Regions from separate parts of the Homo sapiens genome. Here region 2 is linked to region 1. The links are chromatin loops, found by intact Hi-C in ENCODE. Cell type or tissue: endothelial cell of umbilical vein. All regions are shown on one strand. Links, peaks and the distances in the headings refer to the core of each region. The heading gives the core; the rest is flanking DNA.

Region 1 (5,380 bases), core at 284-5,283:
CGGGTTCATGCCATTCTCTGGTCTCAGCTTCCCGAGTAGCTGGGACTACAGGTGCCCGATACCACGCCCGGCTAATTTTTTGTATTTTTAGTAGAGACGGGGTTTCACCGTGTTAGACAGGATGGTCTCGATCTCCTGACCTTGTGATTCGCCTGCCTCGGCCTCCCAAAGTGCTGGGATTACAGGCGTGAGCCTCCGCGCCCAGCCATAAATACTTTTAAATGGTATTAAAATTGACAATTCTATGTCCATTTTCTAAGAAAGTTGTTTCTAGTCTAGCCTTGTTGAGCTTTCCTGAGATCTCAACTAGGGAAGTCAGTTTCCATATCTAATATTTCGTAAAACAATACCTTATTTACTGCTGAGGGGCTTCATATTAAAAGTCTTAAAGTTGAAAATGGTACTGAACTTTAAGAAACTTAAGAAATTGAGTATGCCTGGATGCTGTCAGTCTCCTTATCCACCTTTGTCTTATCCTCCCAACCAAACCATAAAGAGAGGTGTTTTATTTTACTTTGTAGCCTCACAGTATCTAACGTTGTGTTTTACACACTGAGTATGTGCTGCAGAAACATTGGGGTTATTATAATTAACCTCACTTGTTTTGGGTGAGCTCTTTATATTATTAATCCCAATGCTTTGCAAGAATGCTGTCTCTCTCTTCTGACATATCCCCTTACTTTGATCTCCCTATGATTTCCATATTCTCCCCCTTCACTTTCTTCTTTAACCTCTCTCTGGAACCCTTCTGTCCCACTGCTTCCAGCTTTCAGTGGGATTGAGGCCTTACGCAGCATCTTCACCCTGGCATGTGCTAGGCTTTGTGTTGGATGGCTGGGGATATGAAGAAGACTAGGATAAGGTTCTTGCCCTTATAAGCACTCATAGTCTAGTAGGAGTCAGAGATAAGTAAAGAACAATGCCAATAAGTGTGAAAAGTCCTAAAATTGAGATATGTACAAAGTGCTGTGAGAGAAAAGGAAGGCAAAGTTAACCATCTTGGGCTGGGATGGGCTGGGGGAAGGTTCCTAGCAGCAAGGGTGGGTAGAGTTCCAACAAGCCAAGAAAGGAGGGAAGGGACCATGGAGCAGAGTGAACACGTCTGTGCAGAGGCTCCAGGGTGTGAAAGGAAGAACAAGAAGCTCAAGGAAGAGCATGAGGCAGAGGGTGTCCAGAATGAGGAGGCATGGGGTGAATGCTTAAAACTAGGCTAAGGACATAGGTGGGGTTTGCTTGTGAAGAACATGGTATGCAATGCTAAGGAACTCAGACCGTACACTATGCCAAGAGGGAGCCAGTGAGGGGGGTCTAAGAAAGAAAAAACTCTGGTAGAATGTATTACTTTGCTTGTTCCCTCTCTCTCTCATATTCCTCTCTCTCTCTCTCTCTCTCTCTCTCTCTCACACACACACACACACACACACACTCTCACATACTCAAACACACAGACACACACATTTAATATATTCACTATTTTCTCACACACGAGTTTAAAATAAACTCCTATATCTGATTTTCTGGCCCTACCCTATTTATTCAGCTTTGTTTTCTATCTTTCCCTGAAACCTCTTAGCAGTTAGCCTCTCCCTCCTCTGACCTAAAGGTGAACTCTTGTTGATGGCATTTCCTTTGCCTGAGGCTAGACCAAGGCCCACCTCTTCTCAGGTGACCCCCTCCTCTGACTTCCTCCTAGCGTCCTTAAAGTCTGTAACACAGCTTTTGGCAGTCTATTACGGTAGGGAGTTGTATTGTTTTCTAATTGATTGTGTCCCTCTTCTCTCCCCTACTAAACATAAACTCTGGGAGCTGGAGAGTAAGCTCCATAAGATCAAGAATCACACATTACTTGCTCACCACTGTATCTGCAGTGCTTAGCTTATAGTAGATGACCAGTAAAGATTCCCTAAACACACACAATTGTAATTAAGAACATGCTTGTTTGATGTCTGTCTCCTCTGTTCCATGAGGGCAGGGATTTTTGTCCATTTTGTTCACTGATGTTTCTCAAATACCTAGAACCATATGTGGCACATAATGGATGCTCAACAAGTATTTGTTGAATTAATTATGGATTACAATGCCTGGGATTTTGTCTGTCTTGTTCACCACTACATCCACCACTCTTGACATGGTAGATACTTGATAAATTTATGGAATGAATAAGGCCATGACGATCACGTCTTCTTCTTCTTCTTTTTTTTCTTCTGAGACGGAGTCTCACTCCCTCGCCCAGGCTGGAGTGCAGTGGCGTGATCTCAGCTCACTGCAACCTCTGCCTCCTGGGTTCAAGCAATTCTCCTGCCTCAACCTCCTGGGTAGCTAGGATTACAGGCGTGCACCACCACGCCCGGCTAATTTTTTTTTGTATTTAGTAGAAACGGGGTTTCACCATGTTGGCCAGGCCGATCTCGAACTCCTGACCTCGTGATCTGCCCACCTCGGCCTCCCAAAGTACTGGGATTATAGGCGTGAGTCGCCGCGCCCAGCCACATCTTCTTTACGTAGCTATTACACTGTTAAGCAAATGGTAGACACTCAATACATATTTGTCACAGGTGAATTGGAAATGAAGCAGGCTCAGGCTTGCTTTTGAACTTTGTATTCTCATAAGTACAATTCTTCCCCTTATGACTGAGAAGGGGTTACCAATTTGCTTGCATACACAGGAGAAACACCCTTTCTACAACAGCTTAAAATTCTTCCTTCTATAACCACTGATTTTCCAAGAGATGGAAATGTCAACCGTGAGGGGAGGGAGATTGTAAGTAGCTGCTCTGTGCTATGGCAGAATAGTCTCATTATCAGATACTAAAATGAAAAAATCTTGCTGAGTGAAATGTAGCCCTCCATCAGAGACCACTGGGAAGCAGCTAGATTTGCTCAAACAGCCTCCCAGTAAAGCCTCTCCAGGCATGCTTTCCCTCCATTCTTAGTGTGGGAAATCAGTCTTGATCCTTCGGGCAAGAAGTACATGTTTTTTGTTTTTTGTTTTTTGTGTTTTTTTTGTAAACAATATAATCTTAACAGAAACTGAAGTCCAGAGAAGTTAGGTCACTGGCATGAGGGTTTCAAAGCGTATCTGACGTGATACCATATAGATTGCAAGACAGTTCAGAGTTGGGAGTCTAAGGAATTACAGGAGAAATCTTAGGGAATGTCAAAGTCAGCTACAGTCTTCCCCTCTCTTTGGTGTTTGTGAGTGTTTATGAAATTCCTTTTCATTCAATTCTTATGTCATGCTGAGTCATAAAAAGAAGTGTTCTTCAGTGCAACACATCTCTGGAGGCCGCTTAAGCCAGCCTCTGTGTTAGTCATCACTATATTCACAGGCTTGGAGCCAGTGCCATTCACACTTCCCCCTCTTCTGCAGCAGACGGACTGAGTTCCTCTAATCCCTGTGTTCCTTCTCCCCCATCTTTCTAAAACCCTTCTCTGAGAGAGGAATAACTATAGCTTCAGGGATAATATAGCTTTAAGGAAACTTTTGGCAGATGTGGACGTCGTAACATCTGGGCAGTGTTAACAGAATCCCGGAGGCCGGGACAGACCAGGAGCCACTCGTTCTAGGAATGTTAAAGTAGAAGGTTTTTTCCAATTGATGAGAGGAGCAGAGAGGAAGGAGAAAGAGGAGGAGAGAGAAAAAGGGCACAAAATACCATAAAACAGGTAAGATCTGCAACTAACCCCTCCACACTCCACTACCCCAATTCACAATTGTGAAGGGGATAAGGAGACCCAGAACTTGGGCAACATGGCTGGGGGTGGAGGTCGGGGGGAAGTTCTTTTATGAAGCTGGATCATATGCTGCTTTTCATTTGTGCCGTGACCTGACTGCAAACACATGTTCCCAGCAACTTCTCAGCCCACAGCAGAGGGATGGGATGGTTGACTCTGGTGAGTCAAGTATTAAGCCTGAGATTGGGGAGAAGCTGGGCAGGTACGAGGTCACAGGTTCAGGGATCTGAAAAAGGAATGCCTCTGCTCCAGAACGAAGGAACTGGATGGAGGCTAGATGTGGGAGAGGGGTCAGTGATTAGTTATCTAATGTTCACTTCCTGGACCTCTCTTTAATCTCCTCTTTCTGCTCCTTTTGTTGCCTCTTTCTGCGTTTATCTATCTCTTTCCTTCAGCTCTGTCAGATTTTCTTTCCTTCCTTCCCACATCTTTCTACTTCCCTTGCCTCCTTCGTTTACTCTCACTTTTTCTCCGTCCTGCTTCCCTGTCACTTTCTAGACAAAATCTGAAGCCAAGTAGCAATGAACTAAAAAATACACTTTTCCCTTTCTTGGGCTTTGCATGTCCCTTAGGGACTCTGGCCAGAATCTACCACATTTTTGTTTCTCTATTTCTAGGACTGACTCCTCCCCTGAGCATGGCATTTCATTGAAAGCCCGTGAGTGAATGGGTGCTTGCTGAAATGCCCAGTGGCCAATTTATACCAATGGGCAGCAAGTTTTAATACTGTCATTTACAAAGTATTTGCCCGCTGGGAACCACAAAACTCTCGTCCCATTAGGGTGAGGACAGGGGAGGAAGTGAGAGGGCAATTGGAGCTTGTTCACCCTCTCCTCATGTACCTCAGCAGGTCCTCCTCTACCTCGCTGACTTCCTGCTGGCTCAGCAAGGTAAAACTAGAGGGTTAGGCTGGACTTGAAAGCCAGAAGCCACTACCAAACCACCAAGCCTTAAAACCCAAAGCTAAGAACAGAGCCAGAGTCCAGTTACTGCCTGGGACACTAGAGAAGGGAAACATTCAGTCCTGTCCAATACAAAGTTGGTAATAATATTGTCTAATATATAAATTACTTCCCTATATGACAGACAATAATCAATTCATGAGGTAGACAGTATTATTATTCCCATTTTATAGATGAGGAAACCGAGGCTTAGAGAAGTTAAAAAATTTGTCCAAGACCCTATAGCTAATAGGTGACAGAATTGGATTCACATCCAGACCTGTGTAACTTCAGTGTTCAAATTCTTAGACCACATATGCTAACGCTTTCCCAGATTAGTGGCTAGGAAATGTTAGTTGAATGAATGAAACCTAATGGCAGCCTTTAGGTCACCAGGTTCCCTCCTGGTTCTGTGTAACTTCATGTTGGCCTTTTCCTGGTCTCAGTACTTCAATGTCCCTCTCTATAACTTGGACCATGAAGCATTTGCATCTGATCCCACCAGAGTCAGATGAAGATTGGTTGTTTTACATCCTCCTCCTCCTGGGAGGAAAAGGGACCATAAATAACAAACAGAGTCTTGTTATTCTATAACATGAAAGATCCTTATGAGGGAGATAATATAAAAGGCATTCATTAATTATAAAATCTCTCTTCTTCCTCACAGATCCCATATTTCTGCTTCCCCTCACTTTTAGAAGTTA
Region 2 (5,380 bases), core at 116-5,115, 750 kb after region 1:
CACCTAGAGTCCTGCATTCAGTTCTGAGTGCCTCGTCTTAGGGGAAATTAATGAGCAGGAGCATGTCCAAAACAGAGAACAGCTCAAGCGATCCTCCCACCTCGGTGTCAGCATTGGTGTACAAACTTTCACTTATAGGATGTATAAGCTCTGGGGATCTAATGTGCAATATAGTGACCATAGTTAATAATACTGTATTATTGAAATTTGATAAGAGAGCAGATTTTAAGTGTCCTCACCACCCCCATGGTAACTATGGATGGTGATGGATGATAGATGTGTTAATCAATTTGACTGTGGTAATCATTACACAGTGTATACACATATCAAATCATCATGTTGTACACCTTGAATATAAACAATTTTTGTCAATTAAATATTTTTAAGTAAACAAAAACAAGCAAAACCCCCACAAAGCCACATAACACCAGATATGATAGAAAGAACTAAGGTTGATTAAATGAAGAGGGGCCATGTTCACGGTCTTCATATTTCCATGTTACTAACATAAACCCCTAAAGGCCAGTGAGATTGCTTAAGAATCTGGAAAGAAAAAGAAAATGCTGGAAGTTTGGCAAAGAAATTTTCAGGAAATGTAGCAGGTAGTGGTAATATATTTATTATCTCATTCCCAGAGACCACCCAACAAAAAAGGGGGTGATCAGAGTGTCAGCTCAGGTCCCACGCGTGTTCCTGGAGGGTTGTGCAAGCAAGATACCCCAGACTCTCACGGTTCTTCAGCCCCTATTCCACTGCCACCTCCTCCTGTGTCTCAGCCCAATTCTGTCTCCTCACCATCCTCTACACTGCAGATGCCCCTGCTTCCTTTGTATGATGTAGTGGTTAAGTGCAAGGCTATAGTGTTAGACTACCTAGGATCAAATTCCAGCTCCACAAAAAAATAACAACCTGTGTGACTTCAGGTAAGTAAACTTAACATCTCTTGTGCCTCAGTTTCCTCACCTGTTAAATACTAATACTGGTATATACCTCCTGGGGTTGCTGTCAGGATTAAAAGGGGTAGTATGTAAGGTGGTTAGGAGAATGCCTGGCATATAGTAAGTGCGCCATAATTTTTTTAGCTATTATAATTACCAGGCCACAACAGCAATATTTTATAATGTTAAAGGAACGCGGGCTCTAGAGTCAGTCTACTTGGGTTTGTATCCTAGATTCACTAAATACCGTTGACATTGGGCAAATCGTTTAACATCCTACAGCCTCAATTTCTTAATCTGTAAAATGAGAATAATAGTACCACCTGTCTCCTAGAATTATTGTGAGAATTGTATGACACAATCTATTTAAAATGTTTAGCACCCTGAAGTCTTTCTATGCTGGACTCTCTTGAGACCTAGTATATGCCTTCTGCCAGGTTTGCAAGGAAGGGAAGAGCCGCTAGGTACTTTCTACTTCTAGGCTTGATGATTGCTATTACAGGAGCCAAACAATTTCATTGTCACTTTTCAGAACCTAGAGCTGCTGACTTACTCCCTCAACAGAAGGGTGCTGCTTTAATGCCAATCATTGTTCCTTTTCTTCAAAGTACTTAGTTCATAATTGCACATTTATAAGCCTATTAGATTACTGTACCTCTCCCCCGGAACAGTGCCTGCCACATAATGGGCATCCAATAACCATTTGTTGAATGGACCAACTGGCCATGTGATAGATGAACTGGAACAATTGGCTCCCTCCAGGTCTTCATTGAATTAGCAGTTTGCTGCGAAAGGTGTTCCCAGTGACCTTGAGGTGGAACAGGAATGGAACGTGGAGGTGGAGGACCCCTTCATTCGACCCTAGTCCTGGCTTCCCTCGGGGACGGGGAGGCCAGAGGATCTGGGAAAAACACTGCTCCCTTCACTGAACGCCACTACGTAGCAGAGTCCACCAAAAGAGATAAAGTGACGAAACGTTGAAAGCTGCGGGGCGGGAGGAAGTCGGGGTGAGTGGACCACCCTTTAGGCGGAGTCCTTCCTTAAGCTCCCGCCCGCGGCTCCGAACTGAGTCCTCTCAGCCGCCCGAGGGCGCTGCGCTGAGCCTTACACTCTATGATTGCTCCTACCGACTCCCATGAGGAAGTGCGATCGGGAACCTCCTATATACTTCCGTTTGCCTCGCGGTTTCTTTCTTTCCGCGCCGATAGCGCTCACGCAAGCATGGTAGGACTTGCTGGTGGGGGCCGAGTAACATCCAGCTTAATCTTTCCCCCCCTTCGTCGCCCGTGCTATGCCGGGATGGGTCCAGGCTCCTGTGTGGACTCGATATATCAGAGCAACCCAATCTTGCCGGGATCAACCCTAAAGGGACCGGGCTACGGGGCCAGGAATTGAAGTGATGGGTTCAAAGAGGTAGAGTTAGCCGGGGGTGGAGTTAATGAGGTCTCTTCCCTCTTTGGGGCTCGACGGAGGGAGGAAGCTCTGCTTGAAGCACATGGGGCTGGCCCACCCTGTAGTCAGAGGTAGCAAGTAATGAGGAGTCCTCCTGGAGTGCCTCAGCTTTAGCTGGGTAAGGTAGGGCGTTGTGCCATTGTGGTCAAATAACATTGCACGTTCTGAACTGTTTCTTTACTAGGTTAACGTCCCTAAAACCCGCCGGACTTTCTGTAAGAAGTGTGGCAAGCACCAACCCCATAAAGTGACACAGTACAAGAAGGGCAAGGATTCTCTGTACGCCCAGGGTAAGATGGATTCCGCATAATTTGGTGTTAATGTGACATTTGTGTTGTAGAATAACATACGAGTCCGGGTCTCTCTCCCTCCACGCCTGGCTTGAGCGTTAATATTTCTGCTGCGAAATTAAGATAAAACCTGTAAGACTTACTTGCTGATCTTCAGTATTTTATAACAAATACCAATTCGTTTTCCCAGGAAAGCGGCGTTATGACAGGAAGCAGAGTGGCTATGGTGGGCAAACTAAGCCGATTTTCCGGAAAAAGGTGAGTGGTAGTTACTATTTGACGTTTCCCAGTTAATTGCCGTAAGGATATGCACTTGTCTCTAGTCCACACACTTCATGATATAGGTATAGCGTTAGTTTAGCGAAGTTTTCACTGCACTGATATATCTAGTAGGTGATGGAGCTGGGAATGCAACTCATGTCTGACTAGTCCACAATACTGCACTATTTCAGTGTTTACGATTTTTTATCCTTTCCCTTCTGAAGAGGCAAAAAATTGAGGAATGTGCCCTGCTTTCCTAAGAACTGAAGTGTGAGTACACTGGTAAATCCTTTCATTTGCCTTGTTCCTTATCTGTCAATATGTCTGAATCCTCGCTTGTTGGTTGCACTAAGAATTGTTCTGTTGTTTCTCATCACAGAAATCTGCAGTCAACTACCTGTTCTCGTGAAGTCTTAAAACTCTTATAGAATAGCCATTTAGGCCTTTCTGCTAGCCTCCTGAATTCTGTATTCTCAGGCTGAGCGAGTTTCTGTTTACTCTCAAACCTTAGGTGATTTGGCTAACTCTTAAAGTAATTAGCACGATGATTGGAACGGAGCATTCTCTCCAACACAGCATTTCTTTTGGCACTTTGCTTCTTGTGCAGTTTAGCTCCAGAAAGTATTAAGGAATGACTTTAGTGCTCATTTGGATGCAGTAAGTGGTTTGATCTCAGGGTGGCAAAAAGAATGCTTTTTTTATACCTTTTCACATTCGGATAACTTGTTTAGAAGACAGAGGTTCTAACTAGGTTTTGGCCTATTAAGAACTGCAAACTAGCAGCAGCAGAACTCTGGCTAAAGGGGCAAGCTTATTAGGAAATTGAGTATTTAAAAGTTGAGCTACCATATGATCCAACAATCCCACTGCTGGGTATATACCCAGAAGAAAATCGGTATATCAAAGAGATATCTGCACTCCTATGTTTGTTGTAGCACTGTTTATAATAGCTAAGATTTAGAAGCAACCTTAGTGTCCATCGGGATGAATGGATAAAGAAAATGTACCTATACGCGGCCAGGCACGGTGGCTTGTGCCTAGCACTTTGGAAAGCCGAGGCGGGTGGATCACCTGAGGTCAGGAGTTCGAGACCAGCCTGGCCAAGATAGTGAAACCCCGTCTCTAGTAAAAATACAAAAATTAGCCGGGCTTGTGGTGTGGGCCTGTAATCTCAGCCACCCGGGAGGCTGAGGCAGGAGAATCGCTGGAACCTGGGAGGCAGAGGCTGCAGTGAGCCGAGATCACGCCACTGTACTCCAGCCTGGGCGACAGAGCAAGACTCCATCTCAAAAAAAAAAAAAAAAAAAAGGGAAAAAGAAAATGCACCTATACACAGTGGTACTATTCAGCCATAAAAAGAATGAGATCCAGTCATTTACAACAACATGGGTGGAACTGGAGATCGTTATGTTAAGTGAAATAGGCACACAAAGACAAGCATCACATGTTCTTGTTTGTGGGATCTAAAAATCAAAACAAGTGGACTTGTCATATAGAGAGTAGAAGGATGGTTACCAGAAGCTGAGAACTTCTGGTGGCGGGAGGTGGGGATGGTTAATGGGTACAAAAAGAAAAAAGAATGAATTAGACCAACTATTTGATAGCACGACAGCGTGACTAAAGTCAATAACTTAGTTACATATTTTAAAATAACTTAGAGTGTAATTGGATTGTTTGTACCTCAAAGAAAAAATGCAATAAAACTTTACAGTGGAGAAACCTAACAAGCACTACCTCAGCCAGGTAATCAAGGTTAACATCAACAGTCACGAGTCATGTTGATATATACCCTTGATAAGGTGTGATGAAAATGACACTTAAACCTAAAAATCCATAACCCTATCTAATGAGAAAAATAACAAATCCCAAGAGGGGCATTTTACAAAATACTTGACCAGTAGTGCGGAAATTGTCAAGGTCATCAAAAAAGTCTGAGAAATTGCCACAGCCAAAGGAGTCTAGAGACATGATGACTAAATGTTAGGTGGTGTCCTGCGTGGGGTCCTAGAACAGAAAAAGGACATTAGAAAAACATAAGGAAATAAAAAAAAAGTATGGACTTGAGTTAATAAGGCATCAGTGTTGGTTTGTTAATGAGTCATACTAATGTAAGATGAGAAACTGGTAAGGTTTATAAGAACTCTGTAGCATGTTTGCAATTTTTTGGTAAATAGAAAACTTGTAAACAATAGTTCTGTTGTTTAGGTAAAAGGAGCAATCAAGGCCGTGCGTGGTGGCTCGCGCCTGTAATCCCAGCACTTTGGGAGGCCAAGGCGGGTGTATCACCTGAGGTCAGGGGATCAAGACCAGCCTGTCCAACATGATGAAACCCCCATCTCTAGTAAAAATAAGAAAAAATTAGCTGGGCGTGGTGGTGGGCGCCTGTTATCCCAGCTACTCAGGAGGCTGAAGCAGGAGAATTGTTTGAACCCAGGAGAA

The links. A loop is a pair of places that touch in the nucleus more often than their neighbours do. Peaks named below come from ENCODE experiments on the same cell type or tissue, not always from the same donor. Only the 100,000 strongest peaks of a DNase experiment are listed, where the experiment ranks them.
Region 2: a loop joins it to region 1, with 10 times the contacts of the local background. A loop is called at or near these places in 3 of 110 quality-filtered maps.

Annotation. Positions count from the first base shown.
Region 1 is chrX:100,640,850-100,646,229 of GRCh38, forward strand. It overlaps SRPX2 (sushi repeat containing protein X-linked 2), which reads left to right and starts at 3,350. Exons shown (of 11, transcript NM_014467.3): 1 at 3,350-3,666; 2 at 5,344-5,380. In endothelial cell of umbilical vein, for the core only: no CTCF peak of the experiment used is centred there; a DNase peak (open chromatin) is centred at 3,202; H3K4me3 peaks cover 1,841 bases; H3K27ac peaks cover 3,360 bases.
Region 2 is chrX:101,388,885-101,394,264 of GRCh38, forward strand. It overlaps RPL36A-HNRNPH2 (RPL36A-HNRNPH2 readthrough), which reads left to right and starts at 2,127. Exons shown (of 4, transcript NM_001199974.2): 1 at 2,127-2,162; 2 at 2,575-2,680; 3 at 2,871-2,938. The coding sequence starts at 2,160. It overlaps RPL36A (ribosomal protein L36a), which reads left to right and starts at 2,127. Exons shown (of 5, transcript NM_021029.6): 1 at 2,127-2,162; 2 at 2,575-2,680; 3 at 2,871-2,938. The coding sequence starts at 2,160. It also overlaps a transcript of BTK not described here. RefSeq lists enhancers at 1,594-1,653, 1,664-1,823. In endothelial cell of umbilical vein, for the core only: a CTCF peak has its summit at 2,021 (motif pointing right); a DNase peak (open chromatin) is centred at 2,087; H3K4me3 peaks cover 1,857 bases; H3K27ac peaks cover 1,280 bases.